3 separate regions of the Homo sapiens genome follow, and all the other regions are linked to region 2. A link is a loop called in an ENCODE intact Hi-C map of the cell type or tissue named here. Cell type or tissue: endothelial cell of umbilical vein. All regions are shown on one strand. Links, peaks and the distances in the headings refer to the core of each region. The heading gives the core; the rest is flanking DNA. Region 1 overlaps TRPC7 (transient receptor potential cation channel subfamily C member 7). Region 2 has its middle 49 kb from the start of CTB-1I21.1. Region 3 has its middle 82 kb from the start of TRPC7.

Region 1 (6,715 bases), core at 823-5,822, 380 kb before region 2:
CCCCTTCTTAGTCAATACGGAGGCTACCCATGCCACGTTACCTTCTTTTCAAGAGCCTGTTTCCCTTGCCTCCATAACTGCTGTGGGTATTGACGTCCAGGCTCCTAAACCTCTTAAAACTCCCCAACTCTGGTGCCAACTTAGACAATACTCTTTTAAGCACTCCTTTTTAGTTATCCCCACCTGCCCAGTTCCCTTATTAGGCTGAGACACTTTAACTAAATTATCTGCTTCCCTGACTATTCCTGGACTACAGCTGCATCTCATTGCTGCCCTTCTTCCCAATCCAAAGCATCCTTTGTGTCCTCCTCTTGTATCCCCTCACCTTAGCCCACAAGTATAAGATACCTCTACTCCCTCCTTGGGGACCGATCATGCACCCCTTACCATCTCATTAAAACCTAATCACCCTTACCCCGCTCAATGCCAAGATCCCATCCCACAGCACTCTTTAAAAGGATTAAAGCCTGTTATCACTCGCCTGCTACAGCATGACCTTCTAAAGCCTATAAACTCTCCTTACCATTCCCCCATTTTACCTGTCCTAAAACGAGATAAGGCTTACAAGTTAGTTCAGAATCTGCGCCTTATCAACCAAATTGTTTTGCCTGTCCACCCCGTGGTGCCAAACCCATATACTCTGCTATCCTCAATACCTCCCTCTACTACCCATTATTCTGTTCTGGATCTCAAACATGCTTTCTTTACTATTCCTTTGCACCCTTCATCCCAGCCTCTCTTTGCTTTCACTTAGACTGACCCTGACACCCATTAGGCTCAGCAAATTACCTGGGCTATACTGCTGCAAGGCTTCACAGACAGCCCCCATTACTTCAGTCAAGCCCAAATTTCATCCTCATCTGTTACCTATCTCGGCATAATTCTCATAAAAACACACGTGCTCTCCCTGCTAATCATGTCCAATTAACCTTCCAAACCTCAATCCCTTACAAAACAACAACTCCTTTCCTTCCTAGGCATGGTTAGTGTAGTCAGAATTCTTACACAAGAGCCAGGACCGTACCCTGTAGCCTTTCTGTCCAAACAACTTGACCTTACTGTTTTAGCCTAGCCCTCATGTCTGCGTACAGCAGCTGCCGCTGCTTTAATACTTTTAGAGGCCCTAAAAATCACAAACTATGCTCAACTCACTCTCTACATTTCTCATAACTTCCAAAATCTGTTTTCTTCCTCATACCTGACGCATATACTTTCTGCTCCCCGGCTCCTTCAGCTGTACTCACTCTTTGTTAAGTCCCACAATTACCATTGTTCTTGGCCCGGACTTCAATCTGGCTTCCCATATTATTCCTGATACCACACCTGACCCCCATGACTGTATCTCTCTGATCCACCTGATATTCACCCCATTTCCCCATATTTCCTTCTTTCCTGTTCCTCACCCTGATCACGCTTGATTTATTGATGGCAGTTCCACCAGGCCTAATCGCCACACACCAGCAAAGGCAGGCTATGCTATAGTACAAGCCACTAGCCCACCTCTCAGAACCTCTCATTTCCTTTCCATTGTGGAAATCTATCCTCAAGGAAATAACTTCTCAGTGTTCCATCTGCTATTCTACTACTCCTCAGGGATTATTCAGGCCCCCTCCCTTCCCTACACATCAAGCTCGAGGATTTTCCCCCACCCAGGACTGGCAAATTAGCTTTACTCAACATGCCCCAACTCAGCAAACTAAAATACCTCTTAGTCTAAATAGACACTTTCACTGAATAAGTAAAGGCCTTTCCTACAGGGTCTGAGAAGGCCACGGCAGTCATTTCTTCCCTTCTGTCAGACATAATTCCTCAGTTTAGCCTTCCCACCTCTATACAGTCTGATAACAGACCAGCCTTTATTAGTCAAATCAGCCAAGCAGTTTTTCAGGCTCTTAGTATTCCGTGAAACCTTTATATCCCTTACAGTCCTCCATCTTCAAGAAATGTAGAACAGACTAAAGGTCTTTTAAAAACACACCTCACCAAGCACAGCCACCAACTTAAAAAGGACTGGACAATACTTTTACCACTTTCCCTTCTCAGAAGTCAGACCTGTCCTTGGAATGCTACAAGGTACAGCCCGTTTGAGCTCCTTTTTATTAGGCCCCAGTCTCATTCCAGACACCGGACCAACTTAGACTGTGCCCCAAAAAAACTTGTCATCCCTACTATTTTCTGTCTAGTCATACTCCTATTCTCCATTCTCAACTACTTATACATGCCCTGCTCTTGTTTACACTGCCGGTTTACACTGTTTCTCCAAGCCATCACAGCTGATATCTCCTGGTGCTATCCCCAACCTGCCACTCTTAACTCTTGAAGTAAATAAATAATCTTTGCTGGCAGGACTATGCTGAATCTCCTTAGGCACTCTCTAATCATATGTCCTAGGTCCTCCTAATTCTTAGACCTTTTCCATTTAGTTTTTCAATTCATACAAAACCATATCCAGGCCATCACCAATAATTCTTCAAGACAAATTTTTCTTCTAACAACCCCACAATATCACCCTTTACCACAAAATCTTCATTCAGCTTAATCTCTCCCACTTTAGTTGCCCATGCCACCTAATCCCGCTTGAAGCAGCCCTGAGAAACATCGCCCATTCTCTCTCCATACCACCCCCCAAAAATTTTTGCCACCCCAAGACTTCAACACTATTTTATTTTTCTTATTAATATAAGAAAGCAGGAATGTCAGGCCTCTGAACCCAAGCCAAGCCATCGCATCCCCTGTGACTTGCACATATACATCCAGATGGCCTGAAGTAACTGAAGATCCACAAAAGAGGTAAAAATAATATTAACTGATGACATTCCACCATTGTGATTTGTTTCTGCCCCACCCTAACTGATCAATGTACTTTGTAATCTCCCCCACCCTTAAGAGGGTGCTTTGTAATCTCCCCCACCCTTAAGAAGTTTCTTTGTAATTCTCCCCACCCTTGAGAATGTACTTTGTGAGATCCACCCCTGCCCGCAAAACATTGTTCTTAACTTCACCGCCTATCCCAAAACCTATAAGAACTAATGATAATCCACCACCCTTCGCTGACTCTCTTTTCGGATTCAGCCTGCCTGCACCCAGGTGAAATAAACAGCCATGTTGCTCACACAAAGCCTGTTTGGTGGTCTCTTCACACGGACATGCATGAAAATAGTTGTATGTATTTATGGGGTACAATGGATGTTTTGATATATGTATACAATATGTTATGATTAAATCAAATTAATTAACATATTTATCACCTTGCTTACCTATCATTTCTATGGTGAGACATGAAAATTTACTTTCTTACTTATTTTGAAATATATAATACATTTTTATTTATTATAGTTACCATGTTGTGCAATAAATCTCAAAATCTATTCCTTCTGTCTCTCTGAAACTTTGTACTCTTTGATTGACAACTCCCCATTCCCTCCCTCCCCACCTCCTCAGCCCCTGGTAACTGTGATTCTACTCTCTACTTCCATGAGTTCAACTTTACTAGATTCCATAGATAAGTGAGATCATGTGGTATTTGTCTTTCTGAGGCTGAGGCACTGGTGCTTTTTTTGGTTTGTTTTATGCAAAGCACCCAAGTGGCTTCATTAATCAGTTAAGTTTTGGAACCCCTGGTCTAGAGCAATACAACACATCCTTGGATAACTATAATCCTTGCATTCAGGGGCTGACAGTTAAGAGGTTATAGCCTGGATCCTGAAAACAGCCAAGAGGTTCTCAACAGGGAATTATTTCTCCCCCTCCCCCTTCCTCCAAGGACATTAGAGACAGTGTCTGGAGACGTTTTTGGTTAACGCAAGCTGGGGGTAGGGTGCTACTGGATAGAGTCCAGGTATGCTGCTAAACAGCCTATAATGCACGGGGGAGTCCTCACAGCAAGGAACTCTCTGGCCCAAAGTGTTAAGGTGTCGGGCTTGAGAAATGTTGACTTAGCCTTAAGTGTAATTCTGCTTAGAAATCAGTATGGCAAACAGTTTCCATTGGCTACTTTGTTATGCACCTACCATGTTCTAGGTACATTGCATGTGTTCTAAACATTAACTATTATTTATTAGACACTGTAATTTGTTTGTATTTTATGGATGAGAAAATCAAGGCCCAGAAGACAAATAACTTGTCTAAACCAGATGACTAGCAAGTGAAGAACTTGGGACTTGAACACGCACAGTCGGGCTCCTGGACACGACACTATACTGCTGCCCCACAAGTTCTATTTTCCTTCTCCTGGGAGTTTTTCCAGGCAGAAAAGGGATCACAATCCATATTTACATATATACATGCTGGAATTCTTCTTTCTCTTCGGAAGATTTGCTTCTTGAGAAAACAAAACTTCCTCATGTAAAAGCCCTTCTGAGCCAGGAGATTAATGGATATTGATCACTTTTGTGGCATGTGGCCAGGCGAGATCCACGGAAGTGCTTAGAGGAATTCCCAAAGAGGAAGATGATTGATGCTTTTGACACCAATGGATTCCAACAGTGTTTGCCAACTACCAGGCATCCTGCAGTGCAGTTTGGGGTAGTGCCTGACCAGCCAGACTGTGTCTGTGACAACTCTGATCTTCTTAAGTCTGAGCATCTGTTAAAACGATGCCTCAGCAGGAAAACACAGTAGGAGAATGTCTGCTCAGGGCATGTGAGTGTCTGACTGGCCTCTCAGACATCCTCTAGAAAGCCCTGATGTCCCCAGGTCCCCTTTGCTCACTGGCCCTGCCTGTGCTTTGTGCAGACAGAGGAAATGAAACAGAGCCCAGCAGAGGGCATCTGCCCTCTCTTGAGTGTTCCTACCCATGGTCACTGCACTAGGGAGAGGATGTCAGCCAGTTGTGCAGCTACGGCTGGCATTGTTCTCTCTCTGAGCACATATTTAGGCCAGAAGGCCCTTTAGGATTGGAGCAGTGTCCACTGTGTCTGTGAGCTCCCTGCAGGCCAGCAGACTGAGAAACTTATTTTATGTCCCATATCAGCAGGCGGAGGACTTGAGCAGTCAGGCTCCCAGCCATAATACTATACTGCTACCTGACAAGTTCTATTAATAGTTTCATCTGCTAGGAGTTTTTCCAGGTAGAAAAATGGGCCCATTCATGGCATGACTGTAAAATGTGCACAAGGTGGTCATTTTTGGAATAGAAGGAGGCAAGGGACTTCTGATAGAGTAAGAGGTGCTGGCCCAACTGTAGAGCTAGGGGCAATGTGGGTTGAAATGGTCCCCCATCCCCTCCTCTCTAAGCCTGCCCTTTTCTCCTTGGCATTCTGCTCTGAGGGTAACTTTCCAAGTGCTGTGCCCTGTGGGCACATTTTGTGTGCTCCCAGCCCATGTCTATGAAAGAATCTTGAAGTTGATGGCAGGGAACTGAGGTTTATGGAGGACACTGACTTTCTGTGTTACCATCATTTGTGGAGATCTTTCACTTTTATTAAAAATGCAGTCTATTGCCAAAGAATTTCAATCCCCAGTCTTGGCAGGACTATCAGACCTACTGCTCAGCTCCCTCTCCCATCTCCCACATAATTTTTCCCATTTTTTTACTTTCTTCAGGCTGCTTCTACCTCAGAGGGTGATTCTTTTTCCTGTTGACAGAGAAGTTGAAGCTATCAATACGAATTCCCTCAACTTTTCTCCTGTGGTAATCATTAGTGCTAGCTGCCAAATAGCGCCGGGATTATGCTTTCTGGTCCTTCTTGTGAAGGGGTGGGAGGCATGACTAACTCTTCACTATAAGTGGCGAGCAGAAACAATGTGTGACACATCCAGGTGAAAGCACACAATTGCTGGAGTGCAATTTCCCAAAGCCGAGTGACCCTCTGGCATGCAGGAAACATTTAAGAGGGTGGTTCTTCTATCAGCCGGGATTCCTGAGGGAATTCAGTTCCAAATGGAAATAAGATGAGCAATAAATAAACTTACTTTTGTTAAAAGCCACTATGACTTTAGTTTTGTTTGTTAACACAATGTAACAGCCTATCTTGGCTAATATCCTGTCCCTTTCACACAAAAAACTTGCTCCATCTTCACCCCTCCTGTTTCCTTTCCAGCTTTTTCAGAGGAAGAGCTGTCTCTCCATCTATCCTAATCTTTACAACCACTCCTGATTAAGGTCCTTCAATGGCTCCCCATTGTTCTTTAGAAAAATAATAAAAAGATTAAAATCCTTAGGGAGATCTACCAGGCTCACATGGTCTGTCCCCTGCCTGCATCCTTACAGACTCAGTCACACCCAGTCCTCCCAAGGCCCAGCTTGGCCCGTTCACCCTCTTTCAGTTCCTCTTATACACCATGTCTCTTCTCACCACAGGGCTTTCAAACATGCTTTGAACATGTCCTTTCTATCAGAAATGCCCTCCCCACCTCAGAGGGAACCTCTGAAGTTCCAGGGTTTTGTTCACTTTCCTCATTTTTTAGCTTTAAGAGCAAACATGAACTTTTCAGTGAGTGAATGAATAAAAATCATAGGGGAATTTTTTTTAAAAATACAACAGTGTGAAGGAAAAGGGAACTATGTAAGTGAGGGAGAGCGAGTGGGTCCTCTCCACCCTCTGCACTTTGTTCCCTTCCCATGGTCCTGTCCCAGGTCTTTATTGTACTTGAGACTAGCTTTCTGAGCCAGGAATAACCCAGGGAGCCTGGCAGAGCCAGGAAAAGTCACCTCAACATTTCAGGGTCTGGAAGGCTCAGGAGGAGTGGAGCTGGCTCTTGAGGAGGGTGGAGA
Region 2 (6,715 bases), core at 1,185-6,184:
CCCAGGATTTTCCCACTTTTTTCTGACAGTTTTATATAGTTTCAGATTTATATTTAGATTTTTGATCCATTTTGTGGCACACACTTTTTACATTAATACTATTATGTGATATACTTTTCTGAGTTCTGAGGTAGCCAGGTCTCAACTGCTCACTAATGGATGGAGTCATGGTTACAGTGATAAGCTAAATTTCTCAGGCTCTTTCTTACCTTGCTATAAACTTTTTAAAAATCCCTGACATTACTCCTGGCAGTACCAAGGGGGGGCTCACATGTGCTCACAGGCAAGTTCAGCCACATGTTCCCTGCCACATCCCATCATCCATTTCAGTTGATTGGGTGCCATGAAGTCCGGTAAATACAAACGCCTTGTCTTGACCTGTCTGCCATCTCCTGCCAAGCATGCCTCTACTTTTCCAGTAACGTTGCCTATAGGAAACTATATTATAATTTCCTATAATCCACTGCTGCCAATATATATGAGGGCCACCACCATCACCCTGGGGCTCTCAGGGTGTCAGAGCTGCGGTGGTAGTATAGGTTGAAATAAAGGAGCACATCTCTACCTTTTTATTGTGGTACATTTTCTTAAAAAAGCTATATGTTTTGGGGTTTGCTTTTGTTTTATCAATATGACACCTTTAGTATTTGCTGACAGCATGCTTCTCTTCCTGTAACAAGTTCCAGACACAAGTTCATGGGGTTGAGTTTGAGTTTGAGAAGCAGCCAGTGGCAGGGCAGCCACCATGCCTTGGTAAGACTCAGCACTCCAGTCCAATAACAAAGCTTTGTAACTGGGTGAAGCTAAAGGAGCTTGGCTCCTCTTTCCCGCTCAATGAATACTTTCCCATGGATCCTCACCATCTTGTGCAAATAGACTTTTGTCCACCTATCCTTTTCATACCCCAGCTTAGTGTTCTGCTAAGATTCCATCTGAATTATTTTAGAATGACTGAGAGCTCAGGAAGCAGCCTCACAGCCATGCTGATGATCTACTGTGAGTTAGTCACAGCACTGAATAAAGCTTCAATGTTAGATGTTCCCAAGCACTTACATAAATCTCATTTGTTTGGCACTAATGAAGAATCCCTGTTTTTTTTTATTTAAAAGGGATATTTGTTATACACCATCCAATATTTATGAGTTAATTTGAATCCTGCAGTAAAGCAAAATACAATCTTGAACCAGAAAATGCTAGTAATCCTTCCATTGTGCATCACTGTTGACACTGTTAATTTCATTTTAATCACACAATCTTACCCCTGAAATGTTGGCGTCTGTGTGGCAATAATTCAAAGTGTTCCAACTTGAGGGGGATGGGGAAAATCACTAAATAAGCTGGCAATCAAACAAGGAAAAATTTGAGCTAGGAATTGTAGCATCTGGTTGCCAGCACCTACTAGGCATGCAGAAGGGTCAAGTGGCACCAACAGCCCCAGAACTGTCCCTTGGTTAAAGAGAAAAGGTGATTTTCTTTTGTATCTAAAACCTAAGCCTCTCATTGCTTGTGAATGGGTTTTTTAATAATAATAATTATTATTTTATATATATATTTAACAATTGTATTAATAGTTAGAGGGATGTTGTGAGCATTTAACCAGATCATGCAAGGAAAGCATATAGAACAGACCCTAGTATTTAGCTCAGTAAATGATTTTTTTAATGATGTTTAAAAAAATACACTGAAGGCAAACTGTGGTTTAAGAGAAATAAAATGGGCTTTAGCATCATATGATCGTGATCCAACCACCCCACTTAATAAGTAAGTGACTCCTGCTATGTTACTTCTGGAACCTCATCTTCTTCATCTATAAGATGTAGAAGTCATCATCTTCAAAGAATTGATGTTAAAACAGTAAATGAGATAAATCAGTGCCTGCTAGAGTCACTGGTACTTCACTATCATCATGAAGCAGTAATAAAAGTTAATGTTTAATGATCACCAACTATAAGCCTAACACTTTAAGTCAGTCCTTTTATTGTCTCTAAGAGATGAAGAAACTAAAACTCGAACAGGTTAAATGACTTGCCCAAGGTCACAAAACTAAAAAATATTCACCTTTGAACTGAAGTCATATCAGTTGGATGCCCAAGCTCGTGAACTTAATCACTTTAACATACTGACATGCCCCCTTGTTGCAGAACTTTCTTCAATGATGCTTGGTGGCTTGGCATTAAAGAATCCAGACAAAGAAGGCTAGCTGAGGACATGAATAGATGAGGCAGAAAGGTGGGAAATGAAAAGGCTAATGGTGGCAGAGTGCTCTGTCGAGATGGCTGTTGTGAAATGAAAACAGACAAGAGTTGTGTGCATGTGTTGGGAGAGGGGGAAGGGTAGAAATGTTAGGATACTGACACGAAGACAAAAGAGAGTAATGAAATGAGGAAATAGAGCAAGTCAAATGATTAGAAGACAAGATTGAGTTCCTAACAATGCACCCAAGAGATCTCTTCTGAAGGCAGCTGTTGATCCAAAGGCTTCGAAGAGAAAAATGAAAGCACATCTCTATGTTGTGCTGACTGGATTCTAACAGCATGATACTTGTGGGAATGAAACCACTTTAGAAGGAAAACAACCTGGGTAACTCAGCATCACTCAGTGTACAAAGATTCTTCTGTAATAACTCTCCTGGTTGAAGAAAAATGCATTATTGAGCATTTTAAGACCATAGGAAATATAGAATTAAGAGAACCAAGGTCACAGAAAACTCTATGAATGCCCTTGTAAAACTTTCACTTTTGTCAATATAAAATACATACAATCCAATCCAATTAAAAGAATATCAAGTTTGTTTGTTTTTCCAAGATGGCAGATTAGAGGCTTTTAGTGTGCCTCAGCCACTAGGAAATAGCAAGAGAGTGTATAAAGATCAACTCTGTGAGCCTGAGTTCCAGAAGAAAAATGGGAATCCACTGAAATTGTAAAGGACACTCTAGGTCCTGGGGAAGAGAATGTGTGCAAACAGCCCTTATGACCTTGTCCAGCTGGTAAAAGTGAGTGAAGCTCCAGTATGTGAGAGAAGCAGACAGTCCCCCTCTGTGACTCACCTTTCCACTAGGGATCCAAGCAACCCAGCTGAGGCAGAGCACTTTGCTTCTCCCAAACCCTGAAGCTAACCTGGGGAGAGACTTGGAGGTGCTGTAAGGGTACGACACTGGGAAAAGCTGCAGACATTTTTGCAGATCCAGGAACAAGAGCAAGAAACCATTTTTAATCTGGGTACATACAAATCAGCCATTCTTTGGAGACCTAGCACCATGGTCATGCAGGCATTTTAATCTTGGGCCAGAGATTGGAGTGCCTGCTTTGGAATAGAGTAAGGACTCCACAGACAGAACTGTGGAAAGCACCTCAGTAATAGGCATGAGAATTGTGCTCTCCTCCATTGCAGTCCTGGGACAAGAGGAGAGCTGCCACAACTATGGTTTCTCCGGGGTGATGAGACTTGCAGCTAGGGCCAGCTTGGCAACCTGGGACTGGTCTGCATGTGTCATTGCTGAGTGCCCAGTCTACTTCCCTGAGATTGTGGTACAGTGAGACCATCTCCACTCCACACCCATGCAGATCTCCAGGATTTCAGAGTACCTGCTAACCTGGATCAGCTGCCTGATCTACCCCACCTTTCCTATGCATAGATTGTGGTACATCTGGGCCCTCTCTACCCCGTGCTTAGGCAGATCTCTAGGCATTCAAAGCATCTGCTTGCCCAGATTGGCAGCTTGAGCTACCCCATTTTTCTTGTGCAGATATCTTGGTGCAGGGGGGCCCTCTCTGTTCCATGCTCAGGCAGATCTCCAGGCATTTGGAGTGCTCACTCACCTGGAATAGCAGCCTGAGCTGCTCTACTCTTCATGTGCAGTGATCTTGGTGCAGGGGAGTCCTCTTTGCTCCACATCCAGGCATGTGGAACACCCTCTTTCTTGAATTAGGAGTTTAGGCTGCCCTCCATAAACATCCTGAGAAGCTGGGTCTGAAGGGATTTCCTATCTCCACACCTAGGCACACTTCTGGGTGCTTGGTGGCTGCCCACTGGATTACCTCTCAGTGCTTGTGCTTGTGGTTGTCATCAGGGAATCTATAAGCAGACCTGCCCAGTCCAGCCCCACCCAACTTGGATCCCACTCCCCAAGGGCTGAGCATGAAACTCAGACCTCTGTGCATTCCATGAATCAGCTCATTGCCCAAGGCAACAGAAAGCTTCTCCCAGTAAACAACGATCAAGTGTATACCCAGCCACATTGGCTGTAGCTGGCTCTTACCTATAAGTGCCATCTACTGGCTTGTAGGTCAAACTGCATAGCACAATATAAAATCTGCCAAAAGAAGTATATAGGGCTATAGAGGCAAAGCCAAAAGACCCTACCCAGAATTCTTTACAGTCATATCCCCTAGGAAAAGGATGAAAGGAAAAAGAAAATAACAGAATAATATTATAGAGAAAAAAATAAAATATTCTACCTACACCAAAATAATTGCAAAAATTAGAAAGTGACAACATCTCCAGATGAGAAGGAGGAAGTGCAAGAATTCTGGCACCATAAAAAATCTGAATGTAGTAACATCACCAAAGCTCTCCAACAATGGTCCTTAGCCAAAATGGAAACTCAGAAATAGCAGATAAAGAATTCAAAGAATGGATTGCCAGGAATCACAATGAGATCCAAGACAAGGTTGAAAATCAACACAAAGAAACTTCTAAAGCAATACAGGAAATGAAGGAAGAGATCTTAAAAAGAAATCAGTAAGAGCTCCTTGAATTAGAAAACTCACTTGGGAAATTTCAAAATACAATTGAAAGTTTTAGCAATACACTGGGCCAAGCAGAAGGTAGAATCTCAGAGTTTAAAGACTGGTCTTTTGAACTAGCCAAATAAAACACAAATAAAGAAAAAAAAATTGGTTAAATAAACAAAGCCTTCAAGAAATATGGAATTATGTAAAGCAACAAAACCTAAGAACTATTGGCATTCCTGAGAGAGAAGGAGAAAAACTAAACAACCTGGAAAACATATTTGAGAATATAATTCAAGAAAATATTCCTTATCTTGCTAGATATAATAAATTCAGAGAATGCCTGTGAGATACTATACAATACAAACATCAACAGGGCATATAGTGAACTGATTGTTCAATGTCAATGCTAAAGAAAAAAATCTTAACAGCAGCTACAGTAAAAGGTCAGATCACGTACAAAGGGAATTCCATCAGGCTAACAGTGAACTTCTCAATAGATACCTTACAAGTCAGAAGAGATTAGGGGCCTATTTTTGGCATTCTTGAAGACAAGAAATTCCGACCAAGAATTTCATATCCTTCCAAACTAATCTTTATAAAGCTAAGGAAAAGTGGAATATTTTCAGACAAGCAAGTGCTAAGGGAATTTGTTACCACTGAACCAGCCTTACAAGAGATTCTTAAGGGAGGTCTAAACATAGAAACAAAAAAACAATACTTGCTACCACAAAAACACACTTAAGTACATAGCCCACAGACCCTATAAAACAACCACACAATAGAAGCTACAAACCAACCAGCTAACAACTTCACCTAGGATGGAAACATCACATATTAATATTAACCTTGAATGTAAATGATCTAAATAACCCACTAAAGAGGTACAGAGTGACAAGTTAAATAAAAAACAAGATCTATCCATCTGCTGTCTTCAAGAGAAGACATCTCACACATAATGACACCCATAGGCTCAAAGTAAAGGGCTGGAGAAATATCTACCACTCAAATGGAAAATAAAAGAGAGCAGGGTTCACTATTCTTATATCAGATAAAACAGGCTTTAGACCAGCAACAGTAGAAAAGAACAAAGAAGGGCCTTACTAATAATAAAGGGTTCAATTCAACAAGAAGACTTAAATACCTTGAATATATATGCACCCAGATTCATAAGATCAGTACTTCTAGTTATATAAAAAGACTTACACAGACACACAGTAATAGTAGGAGACATAAACACCCCACTAACAGTGTTAGAGAAATCATCAAGGCAGAAAACCAACAAAGAAATTCTGGACTTAAATTATATACTTAACCCATTGGACTTAGCCGATGTCTACAGAATATGCCAGCTATCAACCACAGAATATACATTTTCTCATCTGCACATGGAACATAATCCAAGATTGACCATATGATTGGCCATGTAACAAGACTCAATAAATTAAAATGTGTAGAAATCATACCAACCATACTCTCAGATCACAGCGAAATAAAAATAGAAATCAATACCAAGATCTCACAAAACCACACAATTACACAGAAACTAAACAATGTGCTCCGGAATGACTTTGGATTAACAACAAAATTAAGGCAGAAATAAAAAAATTCTTTGAAATAAATAAAAATGAAGACACAACATACCAAAAATCTCTGGGATGTAGCAAAAGCAATGTTAAGAGGAAAGTTTATAGCACTAAACACTTACCTCAAAAAGTTAGAAAATCTCACATTAACTATCTAATATCACTGCTGGAGGAACTAGAACAACAAAAAGAAACTAACTCCAAAGCTAACAGAAGAAAATATACAACTGAAATCACAGCAGAACCAAACAAAATTGAAACCCCCAAAAAACCATACAAAGAATCAACAAAACCAAAAATTGGTTTTTTGAAAGGATAACAAGATCAATAGACTACTAAGTAGATTAATAAAGAATAAAACAGAGAAGATCCAAATGAGCACAATCAAAAACCACAAA
Region 3 (6,715 bases), core at 908-5,907, 240 kb before region 2:
CATGGCACCCAGTCCCATCGACCACCCAAGGGCCGAGGAGTGCGGGCGCATGGCAAGGGACTAGCAGGCAGCTCCACCTGCAGCCCCGGTGCGGGATCCACTGGGTGAAGCCAGCTGGGCTCCTGAGTCTGGTGGAGACGTGGAGAACCTTTATGTCTAGCCCAGGGATTGTAAATACACCAATCGGCATTCTGTATCTAGCTCAAGGTTTGTAAACACACCAATCAGCACCCTGTGTCTAGCACCAATTGAATGCACCAGGGTTTGTGAATGCACAAATTGACACTCTGTATCTAGCTACTCTGGTAGGGCCTTGGAGAACCTTATGTCTAGCTCAGGGATTGTAAATACACCAATCAGCACTCTGTATCTAGCTCAAGGTTTGTAAACATACCAATCAGCACCCTGTGTCTAGCTCAGGGTTTGTGAATGCACCAATCGACACTCTGTATCTAGCTACTCTGGTGGGGCCTTGGAGAACCTTTGTGTGGACGCTCTGTATCTAGCTAATCTGGTGGGGACATGGAGAACCTTTGCGTCTAGCTCAGGGATTATAAACGCACCAATCAGCGCCCTGTTAAAACAGACCACTCAGCTCTACCAATCAGCAGGATGTGGGTGAAGCCAGATAAGAGAATAAAAGCAGGCTGCCCGAGGCAGCAGTGGCAAACTGCTCGGGTCCCCTTCCACACTGTGGAAGTGTAGTTCTTTCGCTCTTTGCAATAAATCTTGCTACCGCTCACTCTTTGGGTCCACACTGCCTTTATGAGCTGTAACACTCACCGCGAAGGTCTGCAGCTTCACTCCTGAAGCCCGTGAGACCACGAGCCCACCAGGAGGAAGGAACAACTCCAGACACGCCGCCTTAAGAGCTGTAACACTCACTGCGAAGGTCTGCAGCTTCACTGCTGAACCAGCGAGACCGCGAACCCACCAGAAGGAAGAAACTCTGAACACATCTGAACATCAGAAGGAACAAACTCCGGACACGCCACCTTTAAGAACTGTAACACTCACCGCGAGGGTCCGCGGCTTCATTCTTGAAGTCAGTGAGACAAAGAACCCACCAATTCCAGACACAGTTCGATGATTTCTCACAGGTCCCTGGGTCTATTATTACTTTTCCCTAAGTTTTACCCCTTTATTCTTCAAATTGGGTAATTTTGAGATGGATTGAGCAGAGATCATGGTGGATAGGAGGCAGGACTAGATTGCAGCTCCATACATAGCAGCGGGCAGAGGCTCACACTGTGAATTTTAGCTCCAGATCAACTGCAAGAACAAACCAGCAATCCTGAGAGGACCCACAGACCCTCTGAAGGAAGTGGACCGCTCTTACAGGACCCAGGAGAGCCCCCACCCCCAAAACTGTGAGTGCCCCAACTGCAGAAGTGGGAAAGGGAGACCTTCCTCCTCTCCCGAACACACCCCTCACTGGAGAAGATGAAGGTCTCTTTGCGGGAGACGTTTCTGACTTTACCTGGAGCTGAGTCAATTTGGAGAGCCAGCGAAATACAGGGGTAGAGGAAGCAGCAGAAAGGCCCTGGGTGCTCACCGCATCCCCTAGCAGGCCATCTCTGCCTGGCACCACGGGGAAACAGGAGAGGAACAGGGGGTAAAATTACACAGGGAGAAGTAAATCTCTAGCTGAACTTTGTAAAAATTTGAACAGGGTGAGAAGCCTGCTGGACAGAACTCAGGGGAGGACTCCACAGGTGATGGAAGAACCAAGTCCTTTTCTTTCAAAACTGGGAGGCGGATAGCCTGGGACAGGTTTTCAAGCCGGTGGTATAGTTCTCCACCTGGAAACCGTCTAGGGGCTGTTGGCGGGGGACAGTGGGAATGAGACCAGCCCTTTGGTTTGTGTGGGAGCCAGATGAGGCCTATGACTGCCAGCTTTCCCCCATTTCCTTGACAACCTGCCTGACTCAGCAGAGGCAGACATAATCCTTTTAGGTACACAACTCCAGTGACCTGGGAATCTCACCCTCATCCCCCACTGAATCTGCAGCAAGACCCACCAAAGGAGAGTCTGAGATCAGACATGCCTAGCCCCGCCCCCACCTGATGGTTCTTTCCTACCCACCCTGGTAGCAGAAGACAAAGGGCATATAATCTTGAGAGTTCTAGGGCCCTGCCCACCGCTGGTTCCTCCCCATTATACCACAGCTGATGCCCTCTGGAAAGCGCCACCTCCTGGCAGTAGGACAACCAGCACAAAAACAGAACGTTAAACCACCAAAGCTAAGAACCCCATGTAGTTCATTGCATTCCCTGCCACCTCCACTGGAACAGGCACTGGTATCCACAGCTGAGAGGCTCATAGATGGTTCACATCACAGCACTCAGCGCAGACAACCCCCAGTACCAGCCCAGAGCCAAGTAGAGTCACTGGGCGGCTAGGCCCAGAAGAGACAACAATCACTGCAGTTTGGCTCACAGAAAGCCACATCCAAAGGAAAAGGGGGAGAGTACTACATCAGGGGAACATCCCATGGGACAAAAGAATCTGAGGAGCCTTCGGCCCTAGACCTCCCCTCTGACAGAGTCTGCCCAAATGAGAAAGAACCAGAAAAACAACCCTAGTAATATGACAAAACAAAGCTCTTCAACACCCCCCTAAAATCACACTAGTTCACCAGCAATGGATCCAAACCAAGGAGAAATCCCTGACTTACCTGAAAAAGAATTCAGGAGGTTAGTTAGTAAGCTAATCAGGGAGGGACAAGAGAAAGGCGAAGTCCAATGCAAGGAAATTCAAAATATGATACAAGAAGTAAAGGGAGAAATATTCAAGGAAATTGATAGCTTAAAGAAAAAACAATAAAAAATTCAGGAAACTTTTGACATGCTTTTAGAAATTTTAGATGCTCTGGAAAGTCTCAGCAATAGAATTGAACAAGTAGAAGAAAGAAATTCAGAGCTCGAGGACAAGGTCTTTGAATTAACCCAATTCAACAAAGACAAAGAAAAAAGAATAAGAAAATATAAACAAAGCCTCCAAGAAGTCTTGGATTATGTTAAACGACCAAACCTAAGAATAACTGGTATTCCTGAGGAAGAAGAGAATTCTAAAAGCTTGGAAAACATATTTGGGGGAATAATTGAGGAAAACTTCCACAGCCTTGCTAGAGACCTAAACATCCAAATACAAGAAGAACAAATAACACCCGGGAAATTCATTGCAAAAAGATCTTTGCCTGGGCATGTTGTTTGCAGGCTATCCAAAGTTAAGACAAAGGAAAGAATTTTAAGACCTGTGAGGCAAAAACACCAGGTAACCTATAAAGGAAAATCTATCAGATTAACAGCAGATTTCTCAGCAGAAACTCTAGAAGCTAGAAGGGATTGATGCCCTATCTTCAGCCTCCTCAAACAAAACAATTATCAGCCAGGAATTTTGTATCTAACAAAACTAAGCATCATGTATGAAGGAAATACACAGTCTTTTTCAGACAAACAAATGCTGAGAGAATTTGCTATTACCAGGCCACCGCCACAAGAACTGTTTCTAAATCTTAAAACAAACCCTGAAAACACATCAGAACAGAACCTCTTTAAAGGATAAATCACATAGGACCTATAAAACAAAAATACAAGTTAAAAGGCAAAAACAAAAACCAAACAAAAACAAAGGACACAGGCAACAAAGAGCACAATGAATGCAACAGTACCTCACATTTCAATACTAACATTGAATGTAAATGGGCTAAATGTTCCACTTAGAAAATACAGAGCTGCAAAATGGATAAGAACTCACCAACCAACTACCTGCTGCCTTCAGGAGACTCACGTAGCACCTGAGGACTCACATAAAGTGAAGAAGTGGAAAAAGGAATTTCATGCAAATGGACACCAAAAGTGAGCAGGGGTAGCTATTCTTATGTCAGACAAAGCAACTTTAAAGCAAAAGCTGTTAAATAAGACAAAGAGGAACACTATATAATGGTAAAAGACCTTGTCCAACAGGAAAATATCACATTTCTAAACATGTATGCACCTAACACTGGAGCTCCTAAATTTATAAAACAATTACTAATAGAACTAAGAAATGAGATAGACAGCAACACAATAATTGTGGAGGATTTCAATACTCCACTGACAGCACTAGATAAGTCATCAAGACAGAAAGTCAACAAAGAAACAATGGATTTAAACTATACTTTGGAACAAATGGGCTAAACAGATATATACAAAACATTTCATGCAACAACCACAGAATACACATTCTATTCAACAGCACATGAAACTTTCTCCAAGATAGACCGGCTCAATAAATTTAAGAAAATTGAAATGATATCAAGCACTCTCAGACCACAGTGAAATAAAACTGAAAATCAACTCCAAAAGCATGCAAATACATGGAAATTAAATAATCTGCTCCTGAATAAACATTGGGTCAAAAATGAAATCAAGATGGAAATTAAAAAATTCTTCCAACTGAAAGACAATAGTGACACAACCTATCAAAACCTCTGGGATACAGCTAAGGTGGTGCTAAGAGGAGAGTTTATATCCCAAATACCTACATCAAAAAGACTAAACGAGTACAAACTGACACTCTAACATCACACCTCAAGGAACTAAAGACACAAGAACAAACCAAACCCAAACCCAACAGGAGAAAGGAAATAACAATGACCAGAGCAGAACTAAATGAAACTGAAACAAAAAAAATACAAAAGATAAATGAAACAAAAAGCTGGTTCTTTGAAAAGATAAGTGAAATTGATAGACCACTGGCAAGATTAACCAAGAAAAGAAGAGAGAAAATCCAATAACCTTACTAAGAAATGAAACAGGAGATATTACAACTGACACCACTGAAATACAAAGATCATTCAACTATGAACACCTTTACAGAAACTAGAAAACCTAGAAGAGACGGATAAATTCCTGAAAAAATACAACCCTCCTAGCTTAAATCAGGAAACAGAAAATTAAAGAGAACAGAAAATTAAAGGGCATCCAAATCAGTAAAGAAGAAGTCAAACTGTCACTGTTTGCTGATGATATGATTGTTTATCTTGAAAACCCTAAGGACTCCTCCAGAAATCTCCTAGGACTGATAAAAGAATCAGCAAAGTTTCTGGGTCCGAGATTAATGTACACAAATCAGTAACTCTTCTATACACCAACAGTGACCAAGTGGAGAATCAAACCAAGAACTCAATCACTTTTATAACAGCTGCAAAAAAAATATTTAGAAATATACCTAACCAAGGAGTCAAAAGACCTCTTCAAGGAAAGCTACAAAACACTGCTGAAAGAAATCATAGATGACACAAACAAATGGAAAAGCATCTCATGCTCATGGATGGGTAGAATCAACATTTTGAAAGTGACTATACTGCCAAAAGCAATCTACAAACTCATTGCAATCCCCATCAAAATACCACCATCATTCTTCACAGAATTAGAAAAAAACAATTCTATAATTCACATGGAACCCAAAAAGAGCCTGCATAGCCAAAGTAAGAAAGACTAAACAAAAAGAAGAAAACCAGAGGCATCACACTAATTTCAAGCTATACTGTAAGACCATAGTCACCAAAACAGTGTGGTACTGGTACAAAAATAGGCACATAGACCAATGGAACTGAATAGAGAACCTAGAAATAAACCTAAATACTTACAGCCAACTGACCTTTGACAAAGCAAACAAAAACATAAAGTGGGGAAAGGACACCCCTTTCAACAAATGATGCTGGGATAATTGGCTAGCCACATGTAGGAGAATGAAACTGGACCCTCATTTCTTGTCTTATACAAAAATCAACTCAAGATGGATTAAGGACTTAAACCTAAGACCTGAAACTACAAAAATTCTAGAAGATAACATTGGAAAAACCCTTCTAGACGTTGGCTTAGGCAAGGATTTCATGACCAAGAACCCAAAAGCAAATGCAAGAAAAGCAAAGATAAATATCTGGGACCTGATTAAACTAAAGAGCTTTTTCACAGCAAAAGGAACAGTCAGCAGAGTAAACAGGCAACCCACAGAGTGGGAGAAAATCTTCATAATCCATACATCTGACGAAGGACTAATATCTAGAATCTACAACGAACTCAAATCAGTAAGAAGAAAAACAAACAATCCCATCAAAAAATGGGCTAAGGACATGAATAGACAATTCTCAAAAGAAGATATACAAATGGCCAACAAACATATGAAAAAGTGCTCGACATCACTAATAATCAGGGAAATATAAATCAAAACCACAATGTTTATACCACCTCACCCCTGCAAGAATGGCCATAATCAAAAAATCAAAAAACAGTAGATGTTGGCGTGGATGCGGTGAACAGGGGACACTTCTACACTGCTGGTGGGAATGTAAACTAGTACAGTCACTATGGAAAACAGTGTGGAGATTCCTTAAAGAACTAAAAGTAGAACTACCATTTGATCCAGCAACCTCACTACTGGGTATCTATCTGGAGGAAAAGAAGTCATTATTCGAAAAAGATACTTGCATATGCATGTTTATAGCAGCACAATTCACAGTTGCAAAATCATGGAACCAACCCAAATGTCCATCAATTAATGAGTGGAAAAAGAAACTGTGGTATATGATGGAATACTATGCAGCCATAAAAAATGAATGAATTAACAGCATTTGCGGTGACCTGGATGAGATTGGAGACTATTATTCTTTTTTTTCTGAGACAGAGTCCCGCTCTGTCGGCCAGACTGGAGTACAGTGGCACGATC

Evidence for each region. Peaks named below come from ENCODE experiments on the same cell type or tissue, not always from the same donor. Only the 100,000 strongest peaks of a DNase experiment are listed, where the experiment ranks them.
Region 1: a loop joins it to region 2, with 4 times the contacts of the local background. A loop is called at or near these places in 1 of 110 quality-filtered maps.
Region 3: it touches region 2 in a loop (3-fold over the local background); 1 of 110 quality-filtered maps calls a loop at or near these places.

Annotation. Positions count from the first base shown.
Region 1 is chr5:136,303,869-136,310,583 of GRCh38, forward strand. The region is part of intron 3 of TRPC7 (transient receptor potential cation channel subfamily C member 7); the gene reads right to left. All of the region lies in intron 2 of TRPC7-AS2 (TRPC7 antisense RNA 2), which reads left to right. Among named protein-coding and RNA genes, the nearest start is that of TRPC7, 58 kb to the right of the region's middle. RefSeq lists an enhancer at 6,319-6,408. In endothelial cell of umbilical vein, for the core only: no CTCF peak of the experiment used is centred there; no DNase peak of the experiment used is centred there; H3K27me3 peaks cover 510 bases.
Region 2 is chr5:136,682,196-136,688,910 of GRCh38, forward strand. No RefSeq gene overlaps it. Among named protein-coding and RNA genes, the nearest start is that of CTB-1I21.1, 49 kb to the right of the region's middle. RefSeq lists an enhancer at 3,386-3,890. In endothelial cell of umbilical vein, for the core only: a CTCF peak has its summit at 4,243 (motif pointing left); a DNase peak (open chromatin) is centred at 4,186; H3K27ac peaks cover 226 bases.
Region 3 is chr5:136,444,556-136,451,270 of GRCh38, forward strand. No RefSeq gene overlaps it. Among named protein-coding and RNA genes, the nearest start is that of TRPC7, 82 kb to the left of the region's middle. In endothelial cell of umbilical vein, for the core only: no CTCF peak of the experiment used is centred there; no DNase peak of the experiment used is centred there.